Linked DNA regions of Homo sapiens: region 2 is linked to region 1. The links are chromatin contacts, found by Hi-C or POLR2A ChIA-PET in ENCODE. All regions are on one chromosome and are shown on one strand. Each heading gives the region's core, a stretch centred on a gene start or an enhancer-like site at or near the end of the contact. The rest is flanking DNA. Distances are from core to core; before and after follow the strand shown.

What was found. A loop is a pair of places that touch in the nucleus more often than their neighbours do. ChIA-PET counts read pairs that join two places held with the same protein, here RNA polymerase II (POLR2A). Pooled maps may share reads with other maps.
Region 2: a map of CD8-positive, alpha-beta T cell shows a loop between it and region 1 (6-fold over the local background). The contact joins the promoter of SLC25A33 here to the promoter of LINC02606 in region 1. A Hi-C loop is called at or near these places in 5 of 168 maps with a recorded cell type or tissue (B cell, CD14-positive monocyte, CD8-positive, alpha-beta T cell and 1 more), 10 of 37 single-sample maps with no recorded cell type and 18 of 50 pooled maps. POLR2A ChIA-PET finds 5 or more read pairs at or near these places in 5 of 52 experiments (H1, HEK293T, HepG2 and 2 more).

What each region holds. Positions count from the first base shown.
Region 1 is chr1:9,425,958-9,431,246 of GRCh38, reverse strand. It overlaps LINC02606 (long intergenic non-protein coding RNA 2606), which reads left to right and starts at 2,251. Exons shown (of 2, transcript NR_104622.2): 1 at 2,251-2,325; 2 at 3,866-5,289. RefSeq lists enhancers at 2,006-2,095, 2,156-2,385, 2,884-3,518, 4,904-4,953.
Region 2 is chr1:9,537,542-9,543,333 of GRCh38, reverse strand. It overlaps SLC25A33 (solute carrier family 25 member 33), which reads right to left and starts at 3,869. Exons shown (of 7, transcript NM_032315.3): 1 at 3,587-3,869. The coding sequence starts at 3,642. RefSeq lists enhancers at 1,489-1,988, 3,014-3,143, 3,810-4,104 and silencers at 3,214-3,573, 3,594-4,113.

The DNA.
Region 1 (5,289 bases), core at 1,002-3,501:
GAGTGCAGTGGTGTGATCTGCAACCTCTGCCTCCCAGGTTCAAGCAACTCTCCTGCCTCAGCCTCCTGGATAGCTGGTACTATATAGGTGCCCGCCACCACGCCCGATTAATTTTAGTATTTTTAGTAGAGACGAGGTTTCACCACATTAGCCAGGGTGGTCTCGAACTCCTGACCGCAGGTGATCCACTTGCCTCGGCTTCCCAAAGAATCCCAGCACTTTGAGAGGCCAAAGCAGATGAACCACCTGAGACCAGGGGTTCAAGACCAGCCTGGCCAACATAGCAAAACCCCGTCTCTACTAAAAATACAAAAATTAGCCAGGTGTGGTGGTGGGCGCCTGTAGTCCCAGCTACTTGGGAGGCTGAGGCAGGAGAATCTCTTGAACCCGGGAGGCGGAGGTTGCAGTGAGCCCACATGGGGCCACTGCATTCCAGCCTAGGCCACAGAGTGAGACTCCATCTCAAAAAAAAAAAAAAAAAAAAGCCACAAAGCAGCTAAGTGGTAAAGGGAGTCTGGAACCCAAGCCTCTAAAGCTCTAGCTCCTAACCATGCCTTAACCCTTGGATTCTGCAATGCACCCATTCTCTCCACAGACCTGTACTGAGCACCTATCATGTGCCACGCACTCTGTCTCAGAATTGGGGATGGAGCAATGATGAAACAAATTCCTGTCTTCATGCGGAGAGGGACATCAAATAAGATAAAGAACTAAATTAAACGGTTTATTAGAAGGTGATACATTAAATGCAATGGAGCAAAAGGAAGGGAATGGGAATGCGGGCTTGGGGGAGTCTGATTTGCAATTTAAAACCAGGAGGTTGGTGAAAGCCTTTCTCAGTGAGGAACATTTGAGCCAAGTCTTGGAGGAGGTAAGGGAGAGAGCCCTGGGGATAACTGAGGACAAGTTCCAGGCAGAGGTAAAGGCAAGTTCAGGATCCCAGAGGCAGAAGCAAGCCTGGCAGAATGGCCACTGTGGCTGGTGTTAAGTGAGAACGGAGACAAGAAAGGAAAGGTCTAGAACAGAGGCCTGGCCGTGTGGAACACTTCTAGCCATGGTAAAGGTTTGGCTTTTACTCTGAGACAGGAGGCCTGGTAGTTTTTGCACAGAGGAGGCACATGATATGACTTTTAACAGAATTACTGAGGTTGTTATGTAAACACAGACTGACGGGGTGGGAGCAGAGGAAGGACCAGCTAGGCAATTACAATAATCCAGGTGAGAGATGGGGGCTTGGTCTAAGATGCTGTTAGTGGATACCGGATTCTGGGGAAAAAAGAAAAGCCAATAGGATCTGCTGACAGATTTGACACGGGATGAAGAACTCTAAGTTTACAGCCTGAGAAGCCAGAAGGATTTTTCTTGAGGATGAATTCCAGGCTGGAGCTATAAGGAGGGGAGTCATCAGCACATAGTCTTTAAAGCCATGAAACCCGATGAAATCATCAAGAGATTAAGCGAAAAGAAAGAGAAGTCCAAGGAGCCAGTGCTGGGGGTACTGATACATTTAGAGGTCAGGAAAAAGAGGAGAGGCTAGCAAAAGAAACAGAGAAGGTGGGGCAGGGATGGAGGAGAAAAACAAGCGTGTGCACTGCCAAAAGCCAAGTGAAGAAAGTTTTGCGGAGGAGAGGGTGATAAACTGTATCAAAAATTGCTGATAGAGCAGGTAAGAGGAGGACTTGGGAGAGACTGAGTTTGGCTGGAGGGAGTTCAACAGAGTGGGAGGAGAGAGCTGGACAAAGAATATATACACTCTTCCAAGGAGTTACGGTATTCAGAAAGCGAAGGGATGGGGTGGGAGCTGGAGCCACCACAGGGTTCTCAGGAAGGGGGAAATTACATGTTTATATGCTGATGGGAACGATCCCTTCGAGAAGAAGTTAAGGCTCAAAAAGGTCAGGTTATCCCGGCACCAGTCTGGTCCAAACTCTTCTTCCCACCCCTAAACTACTGAAGTGATACATTTAAGTCTTCCCAGCCCTCCTGCCTTACACGAAATCCGATTAGGGCAGTTTGCATTTTTACTTTAATGGGGACATGTGATATTTAGCACCTTCGGTCAAGACGCCCCTCAAATAGGTTTTCGGGCTCTGCGTCCCAGCACGGCCTCCCGCGCGCTTTCGAAACGTCACCCTTGTCAGCTGTCCAGTTTTCCTCCAATCCCGCCTCGGGGGCGGGGCTGGCGCACCGTCTCTACAGCAACGCCTTAGCCAGAGGGTGCTCAGGTTTTCGGGACCGCGCGTGGCGCTCTCAGATGACGTCACACACCCGCGGCGCTTGCGTGACGTAAGCCCTGCTCAGTAAGAAGGCTCCGCAGGTCGGCAGGTAGGAAGAGCACTACCTCGCACACTGCGCATGCGCCACCTCGGGTGGCCTCAAGGTTGCTGTCGGGAGTTGGGTTTGAGGTCGGCTCCCTCTGGCTGCTGTCTCTTTAACCTGAACTAGAGAAGTCCTCCGCGATGCTGCAGTTTCCCGCTGGCTTTCTCGGAGCCACCTTGCGGGCAGATATCCGAGAATCAGAGTTCATTCTCTTCATCTTGCCCATCTCTTACCTCTGCTGGCGAGTTCTTCGTTGCATCCCAGTCTGAAAGTGCTAGTCGAACTCCCAATTTGCTGTTGCCCGCAAGCTTCCTCTAGCAGGTCATCTCCCTTCGAAACAGATGCTTTCAAATCTTGTGTCCTGGAAAGATTAGTAACCGTGCTCTTTAGCACTGGTGTTTGTAAGGGTAACCAGGCTACAACTGAGGACCTGAGAATTTCGGCTTTGAATCAAGTACTTGAGCTTTTACGTGCTAGGACCCGTGACTTTTGTTCACTGCTCGTGACTCTTTCTGTCTTCTTTCACATTTTTAGCCAGGATCCAGTTGGCCTTACTAAGTAAATGACCTCCAGAAAAATGAAGTATCGGCCAGGCGTGGTGGCTCACACCTGTTACCCCAGCACTGTGGGAGGCCGAGTTGGGCGGATCACTTGAGGCCAGCCTGGCCAACATGGTGAAACCCCGTCTCTACTAAAAATACAAAAATTAGCCAGGCGTGGTGGTGCACGCCTGTAATCCCAGCTGCTCCGGAGGCTGAGGCAGGAGAATCGCTTGAACCCGGGAGGTGGAGGTTGCAGTGAGTCGAGCTGGCACCACTGGACTTCAGCCTGACCGACGGTGAGACTCCGGCTCAAAAGAAACAAAAACAAACAAACAAACAAAGAAAAATAAAGTATCACTGTTCTAAAACTTAGAATTCCTTTACGTATTCATTGGCTGACATTGATTAAGCACCTATGCTTTTTTTTTTTTTTTTTTTTTTTGAGACAGAGTCTTGCTCTGTCAACCAGGCTGGAGTGCAATGGCGAGATCTCGGCTCACTGCAACCTCTGCCTCCCGGGTTCAAGCAATTCTCCTGCCTCAGCCTCCCGAGTAGCTGGGACTACAAGCACCCATTCTTTCCTGGATACTGTGCTGAACCTGGGGGCTACAGTGAGGATGACATCTGTCTCTGACATCATGGCACATTTAGGTGGTTAATTCAAGAAACATTGAAGTCCCACCTGTTTGCTAGGTACAGTTTAGATTATAAATGCTCATTGAAAGAATGAAGTGTGAACTAAGATCTAGCATGAGGCTGGGATTCGGTTTGAATTGAACCTTGGCCCTGCTCCTTAGGCGCTGTATGAGCTGGGGTGACTTCTGAACCCTCCTGCACATCTATTTCATGATTCATAGAAATGGGCATAATAATGCCTACTTCCTTAAGGTATCATGAGAGTTAAACCTCATGCTATGGTTTGGGGAGTCTTTTGTTTCCACTTCCTTATGATTCTTCCCTTCAGAAAAATGAAAAATTAAAAACCCTGTTTTCTCCTTACGCAGAGAACACCACCACTAATGGGAAGACTGCCCCCTGACCGGCACATGGCCTCAGCATTCATCCACAGATGCTCCTCAAATTGTTTTAAAAACAGCTTTTTTTAAAAGCTGTTTGTCTATGAAGATTAAATGAGTTAATAATATAAGCAAAGCACTTTGCATGGCTACTGGGCACGGTGGTTCATGCCTGTAATTCCAGCACTTTGGGAGGCCGAAGCAGGTGGATCACCTGAGGTCAGGAGTTCAAGACCAGCCTGATCAACATGGCGAAACCCTGTCTCTATTAAAAATACAAAAAAAATAGCCGGGCATGGTGGCACGTGCCTGTAATCCCAGCTACTTGGGAGGCTAAGGCAGGAGAATCGCTTGAACCTGGGAGGCAGAGGTTGCAGTGAGCCGAGACCTCGCCGTTGCACTCCAGCCTGGTTGACAGAGCAAGACTCTGTCTCAAAAAACAAAAAAACCCCAGCTTTTGTCCAGAGGTTGCTTTTTGTGGGTCTGTACGCTGAGGCCAAGTTCTATGTAAGCAGAGCCCTCCCACCTCACCTCCAAACAATGCCTCTAAACCATCACAATCTGAAAGGAAAATAAATCCCTTTCTTCAATGGTGACCTGAAGCTAGCCAAGGACCGGGTGCTGGCAGGTGGCCTGCGAGACTGGGTCGGATCCCGGGTTACTGTCTGAGGAGGGATGCCGTGCTGTAAGGGTTGGGGAGCCAGTGTCTGGCTTCCTTGTCACCACAAGACCTGTGGTTTCCAGCTCTGTCTGCATCCAGGTCCCACTAACCAACAGCAGGAGAGAAAACAGTTGTGCACACAGGCGGACGCGCACACGCGCACCTGGCCCCCCAGACGTGCACAGCCCTCAGAGGAAGTGGAGCACCAGATGTTCTGGGTTTCCTGTTCGACGCTTCCACAGCTGGTCGAGTCTGTGGTTGTGGTTTGTCTGTCTCGGGCTCATGTGAGAGACAAAAGCTGGGCTGACGGGAAACCTCTTCTCTCGGCCCCCACTCCCCAGCTCTGACTGATTAGGAAACCTGGCAGGTCAGAAATTTCCTGAAACACCCAGAGCTGGATTCTCCCAAGAAGAAGCTGAACCCCCAACTCCCATCCCTGAGGAGCAGCCCCTGGGCTGATGATCAGGACTTACAGAACCTGGGGCGATGGAAACCTCTACAAATATCCCATTTAGAAAGACCGCCAGCCCTGCCAACAGAATGAAACGGAGGCCAGGTTGCTATGGTCTCTACTCCAATGCCTGACATTGAGCCGCTGCTGCAAAACACTCAGCACATGAAGGAATGAATGAGGAACAGAGAACTTCACCTTTGGGGGTTGGGTGTACAAGCCCCAACTGGGCCCCAAGTCCCATAAATAGCTTTGGATTCCAACATACAAGCATTTGACGCAGCGAGGTGCTGCCGACTT
Region 2 (5,792 bases), core at 2,620-5,119, 110 kb before region 1:
CGTCTCCACTAAAAATACAAAAATTAGCCGGGCGTGGTGGCGTGAGCCTTTAATCCCAGCTACTCAGGAGGCTGAGGCAAGAGAATCACTTGAACCCAGGAGGTAGAGGTTGCAGTGAGCTGAGATCGCACCACTGCACTCCAGCCTGGGCAACAAGACTGAAACTCCGTATCAAAAATAAATAAATAAATAAATAAATAAAAATACTTTTTCACGCAGGGCGTGGTGGCTCACACCTGTATAATCCTAGCACTTTGGGAGGCCAAGGCAGGTGGATCACTTGAGGTCAGGAGTTCGAGACCAGCCTAGCCAACGTGGCAAAACCCCATCTCTACTAAAAATACAAAAATTAGCCGGGCATGGTGGCACATGCCTGTAATCCCAGCTACCGGGGAGGCTGAGGCACGCGAATCAAATTGCTTCAACCCGGGAGGCGGAGGTTGCAGTGAGCAGAGATTGCACCACTGCACTCCAGCCTGGGCGACAGAGTGAGGCTCCGTCTCAAAAAATAAAAATAAAAATAAAGAAATGCTTGTTCAGTATCACAGTATCATTAATTAGCAACAGTATTAAACTTGTTTGATGTTATAGTTTCCAATGGCTATGCAATAAACAAGAGAAATGTGACAGATTTTTAGTGGGGACTCTGACTTCTTTTCAAAGGAAGTGCACTTCGTTTTCTGGAAAGACGCCAGCTTAACAACAGCAGCAACTAGTTACTTGGAGCAAGGCAGCACATATTCCACCGGACTAGGTGGGACCTCTGGGTGGCCTCATTTTAACCATACAATACAGCCATTTTACACTCAGCTCCTTTCATGTTCTTCCCTAACAGAAAGTAAAATATTTTAGGCTAGTGAGAGTGGATCAAAATCCAATTAGTTACTCTGAAAACATACTTTTGGAAGCTGTCTTTTCTTTCTTGAGTCTCCAATTGCTGCCAAGACAGGAACGGAAACTTGTTAAATACAATGGCTTCAGGCGCCACCCTAATGAACTACCTACATCTTAATCAAGCAGGAGAGCTGTGCTGGCCACTGCAGATGTACTCCATCACAAGGTATAAGGCTGGTGCCCTAGGAGGAGAATCTGGCAGCCAGAGGGCACAGGGAAGGGTACAGAGGGAGATTCAACAAGACAGGGCCATCCATCTCACAGTGAGCCTCAACAGAGGCTGCTCCAGCATGCAACTCTCCTGGTTTGGAATACAAAGAAAAATTGTAAAAGACCACCTCACTGGCCGGGCGCAGTGGCTCATGCCTGCAATCCCAGCACTTTGGGAGGCCGAGGTGGGCAGAGGGGGTCAGGAGATCGAGACCATCCTGGCTAACACGGTTAAACCCCGTCTCTACTAAAAATATACAAAATTAGCCGGGCGTGGTGGCGGGCACCTGTAGTCCCAGCTATTCGGGAGGCTGAGGCGGGAGAATGGCGTGAACCCAGGAGGCGGAGCTTGCAGTGAGCCGAGATGGCGCCACTGCACTCCAGCCTGGGAGACAGAGCAAGACTCCGTCTGAAAAAAAACAAAAAGCAAAAACCCACCTCACTAAAAACAGTAAGTCAAAATCACTGAGCAGAAATTCCTTTTTTTTTTTTTTTTAAATGATCCTTCTTGGCTTAAAAAACGTGTGAGACAAAAAAAAAAATGGCCAAGTTGTTTAAAATTCCCAAGAAAGACAAATTTATATAGAGTGGCTTAATTTAAGAATGCTTCCCCCTTGTGTTACTCTGAAAGGAAGTCTCTGCCGGGCATGGTGGCTCACGCCTGTAATCCCAGCAATTTGGGAGGCCAAGGTGGGCCATCACTTGAGGTCAGGAGTGCCAGCCTGGCCAACATGGCAAAACTCCGCCTCTTAGCAAAAACACAAAAAAATTAGCTGGGCGTGGCCGGGCGCAGTGGCTCACACTTGTAATCCCAGCACTTTGGGAGGCCGAGGCGGGCGGATCACGAGGTCAGGAGATCGAGACCATCCTGGCTAACACGGTGAAACCCCGTCTCTACTAAAAATACAAAAAGCTGGGCGTAGTGGCGGGTGCCTGTAGTCCCAGCTACTCGGGAGGCTGAGACAGGAGAATGGCGTGAACCCGGGAGGCGGAGCTTGCAGTGAGCTGAGATGGCGCCAGTGCACTCCAGCCTGGGCTACAGAGCGAAACTCCGTCTCAAAAAAAAAAAAAGAAAAAAAAAATTAGCCAGGCTTGGTGGCGGGGCCTGTAATCCCAGCTACTCGGGAGGCTGAGGCAGGAGAATCGCCTGAATCCGGGAGGCGGAAGTTGCAGTGAGCCCAAAGATCGCACCACTGCACTCCAGCCTGGGCGACAGAGGAAGACTCCCTCTCAAAAAAAAAAAGGAAGTCTCAATGGAGACATGGAGGGAAGGGTTGCAAGGGAATGAATGACAGGGAAGAGATGAATGAGAAACTCTTCCAATCTATGAAGACCCACCGAAGTTTTTGGTTAAAGTAACCTGGTGACTGCCCACAATACAAGTACAAAAAAAGCTCAGGGACGCTTTCATCAGTCATCTTCCAAGATAAGTTTCTCAACCATTGTTTGTTGTAAGGAACATATCCAGGTAGGAATCCAGGCTGCAACTACTCAAGCCAAGATGATCATCCCAGAATAAACTATTTTATGCAAAATATCCTACACTCAAAAATTCCTGTGCCAGGCCGATGAGGTCCTCAAATTAATACTCCAAATATCTGTAAGACTCCGAAAGGACCCCAAGCCACCGGCTGTGATAAAGGAAAAAAGAAAATTACTAATACTCAAAAATATTTTACCTTCTATTCTCGGCGGGAGGTGACAAGGGGAGGTGGCGAGGGGTACCATCTCCCTTCCTAACCGCAGAACTCAACCTCCTAAAAATGCATTGTCTCCGCTGGAAAAAAGGTGCCTGACCATAGACCTAATGCAGCTTTCAAAACAAGGAACACCTTACAATTCTGCGGTCTCTGGCGTTGGAAGCGTCTACCAGCCGGCGAGAAGTGTCTCAACACACCTTCCAGACCTCATATGAGTTCGGGTCCCTGGCTTAGCCACCCCGCGTGTGGCCGCAAGCATCACCGTTCACCAGCACCACCCAGGCCTTGCTGACGTCCAACGTCCGCAGACCTTTTTGCCCGTCCGGATGACCTCCCGCGCTGCCCTGAGGAACCTCGGGCACACCCGAGCATCAGCGATCCTACCACGGGCTCTGAGGCGCTGCGCTTCGGGAGAGGCCCCAGGAGAAGGGGGCGGGGGAGGGGGGGCCGCGCCACAGCGTCCAGGCTGGACCGCCGCCGAGCACCACTCACCGGCCACTGACTCTTCAGAATGGGGAAAAGCTGGGGACGCCGCGGGGAGGACGGGCGGCGGGGCACAGCCGCCCTCGGGGCTGCGGTCAGGACGTAGGGGTGAGGAAGGCCCGACCCCCTCCCTCGGCCCTGCCCACCAGTCCCCGACGCCGGGACTTCCTCCTCCCGAGCGCCGGCGCCGTAGCCCGGGGAAGGCCGGTAACCGCCGCGGGAGGCTGGGGCCGCGCCCGGGGCGAAGGCCGAGGGGACCGCAGGCGGTGGGGCGCGCGCGGCTGGGCCCGGGAACTCACCCGCCGGCGAAGAGGTGAAGCAGCGTGTTCTCCTTCTGCTGGCCGCCCGTCGCCATGGCCGCGCCGGCTCCGCGGCCCGTCGCCGCCCGGTGGCGAGAGCGCGTGGCGGCTCGAGGGATGCGCGAGGTCGCCGGGTCTTGTCTCCCCGCTGCCCTCAGGGGGCTGCCGGCAACGCCTCCATGCGCGCGCGGGCTCCAACGCCCGGCTCTGCTCGGCCCGCGCCTTCCGCGGCGTGGCCGCCGGCGCCTCACCGGCCTCTGCGGCGCGAGCCCGGCGGGGAGCTAGAGCCCGGCGCGCGGCCGTCACGTGGCGGGGGCCGGACCGTGACGTCACGGGCGCGCGAGTCTGGGGCGGGGCGTGACGGGGGTGTGGACCCAAATTTCGAGCGCTCATTGGTTAGGACGCGGATGTGGGCGGGGAGGTTGCGCAGTTCTGGGGCGGAGCCAGCCCCGAGCGAATGACTGGGGAGAGGGGCTGGCCTAGGCCGGAGCGTGGAGGCAGTGGAAACTGGCTGTGACTGACTGGTCCTCGCTCCTCAGAGAAGCCTCGCGAGGCCCTAGGCCTTGCCTTATTTTAAAAGTTTACTTTGTGATATTTACGTGTGCAAAAGGTGTACAAATTACGTGTTACATCTCACACCTCTGTACTCACCACCCCGTTTAGGGAAACAAAAACATAATCTAAAAATCTATAATCTAAACAGCCTTAGATAATCAGTGAGGCCCTCACGGTGGCTCACGCCTGCAATCTCAACACTTTGGGAGGCCGAGGCGGGCGGGCGGATCGCCTGAAGCCAGGAGTTACAGACCAACCTGTCCAAGACGGCGAAACCGTGTCTCTACTAGAAATACAAAAGTTAGCCGGACGAGGCGGCGCACCCCTGTCATCCCAGCTACTTGGGTGGCTGAGGCTGGATAATCGCTTGAGCCCGGGAGGCGGGGGCTGCAGTGAGCCAAGATCTTGCCACTGCACTCCAGCCTGGACGACAAAGCGAGACTCTGTCTCAAATAATTAATAATCATTATCATTATGTGGATTTTTGATCTCCCTATAAGTAGTAGTATATGCTGCGTATATTTTGCAGTATGCTTTTTGCTTCTTTTCTGATCATCTCCAGCCCAGACCTAGATATCCAAACTGCTTCTCTCAGCCTATGTCACTGGGTCATTGTCATACTCAACCTGACATCTTCTAATCTCCAGGTCTCCCCCAGATGGAGACTTTCCTGGCCGCCTTTGCAGCGCAGTCTGTCACACGACTATAGAACCAGGGCTTCTGCAGTTAGTTTGTTGATTTATTTAAGTTGTCCTTCCCATACAGGAATGTAAGCTTCAGGAGAGCAGGGACCTTATTTCTTTTGTTCACAGTTGTTCCTGACACAGTACCTGCCACCTAGTAATGCCCAAGGAGCTAATGAATAAAGGTCCCAAATTGAACTTATCATTCTTCCCCTCCCCCAAACCTGCTCTACCTCTATTTCCTGTCCTGGCAGTGACACCACTGACTGCACAGGCACCAGTGCCAGAAGCTTTCCTGTTACCTTGGACTATGTCTCTCTGTCTGTCTCTCTCTCAGCAGACCACCATTCACCTGCAGAACGTACCAACCCTTTCTCTTCCGTCTCTCAGAGCTCCGGAAAGCTGTACCTTGACCAGAACAAGCAGTTAGATGTCCTGTGTGTAAACATAGAGAGCTTAAGTAGGAGGGAATTGTGTGGAAACGTGGGAGCTAGCCAGCCAATCTGTATTTGATTGCTGGGACTCTTTAAATAAAAACAGCTCTTAGGAGCAGTCCTCCAAAATGCAAATACAGTGGTTACTATTAAAGCCATTGCTCCCAGGCCTAGGAGAAGGGGAAGCCATACTAGGGCATGAGATATCTGAGAAAAAGAAGTAAAGAAAACCCAGCACAGTGGCCCACTCCTGTCATCCCAGCACTTTGGGAGGCTGAGAAGAGTGGATGACTTGAGTCTAGTAGCTCAAGACCAGCCTGGATAACGTGGCAAAACCCTGTCTCTACAAAAGAAAAAAAAAAGTAAAAATAAATAATTTTTTATTTTTATTATATGTTTTTTTTAATTTTTATTTATTTATTTTGAGATGGAGTCTTGCTCTGTCACCCAGGCTGGAGTGCAGTGGCACGATCTCGTCTCACTGCAACCTCTGCCTCCCGGGTTCAAGCAATTCTCCTGCCTCAGCCTCCTGAG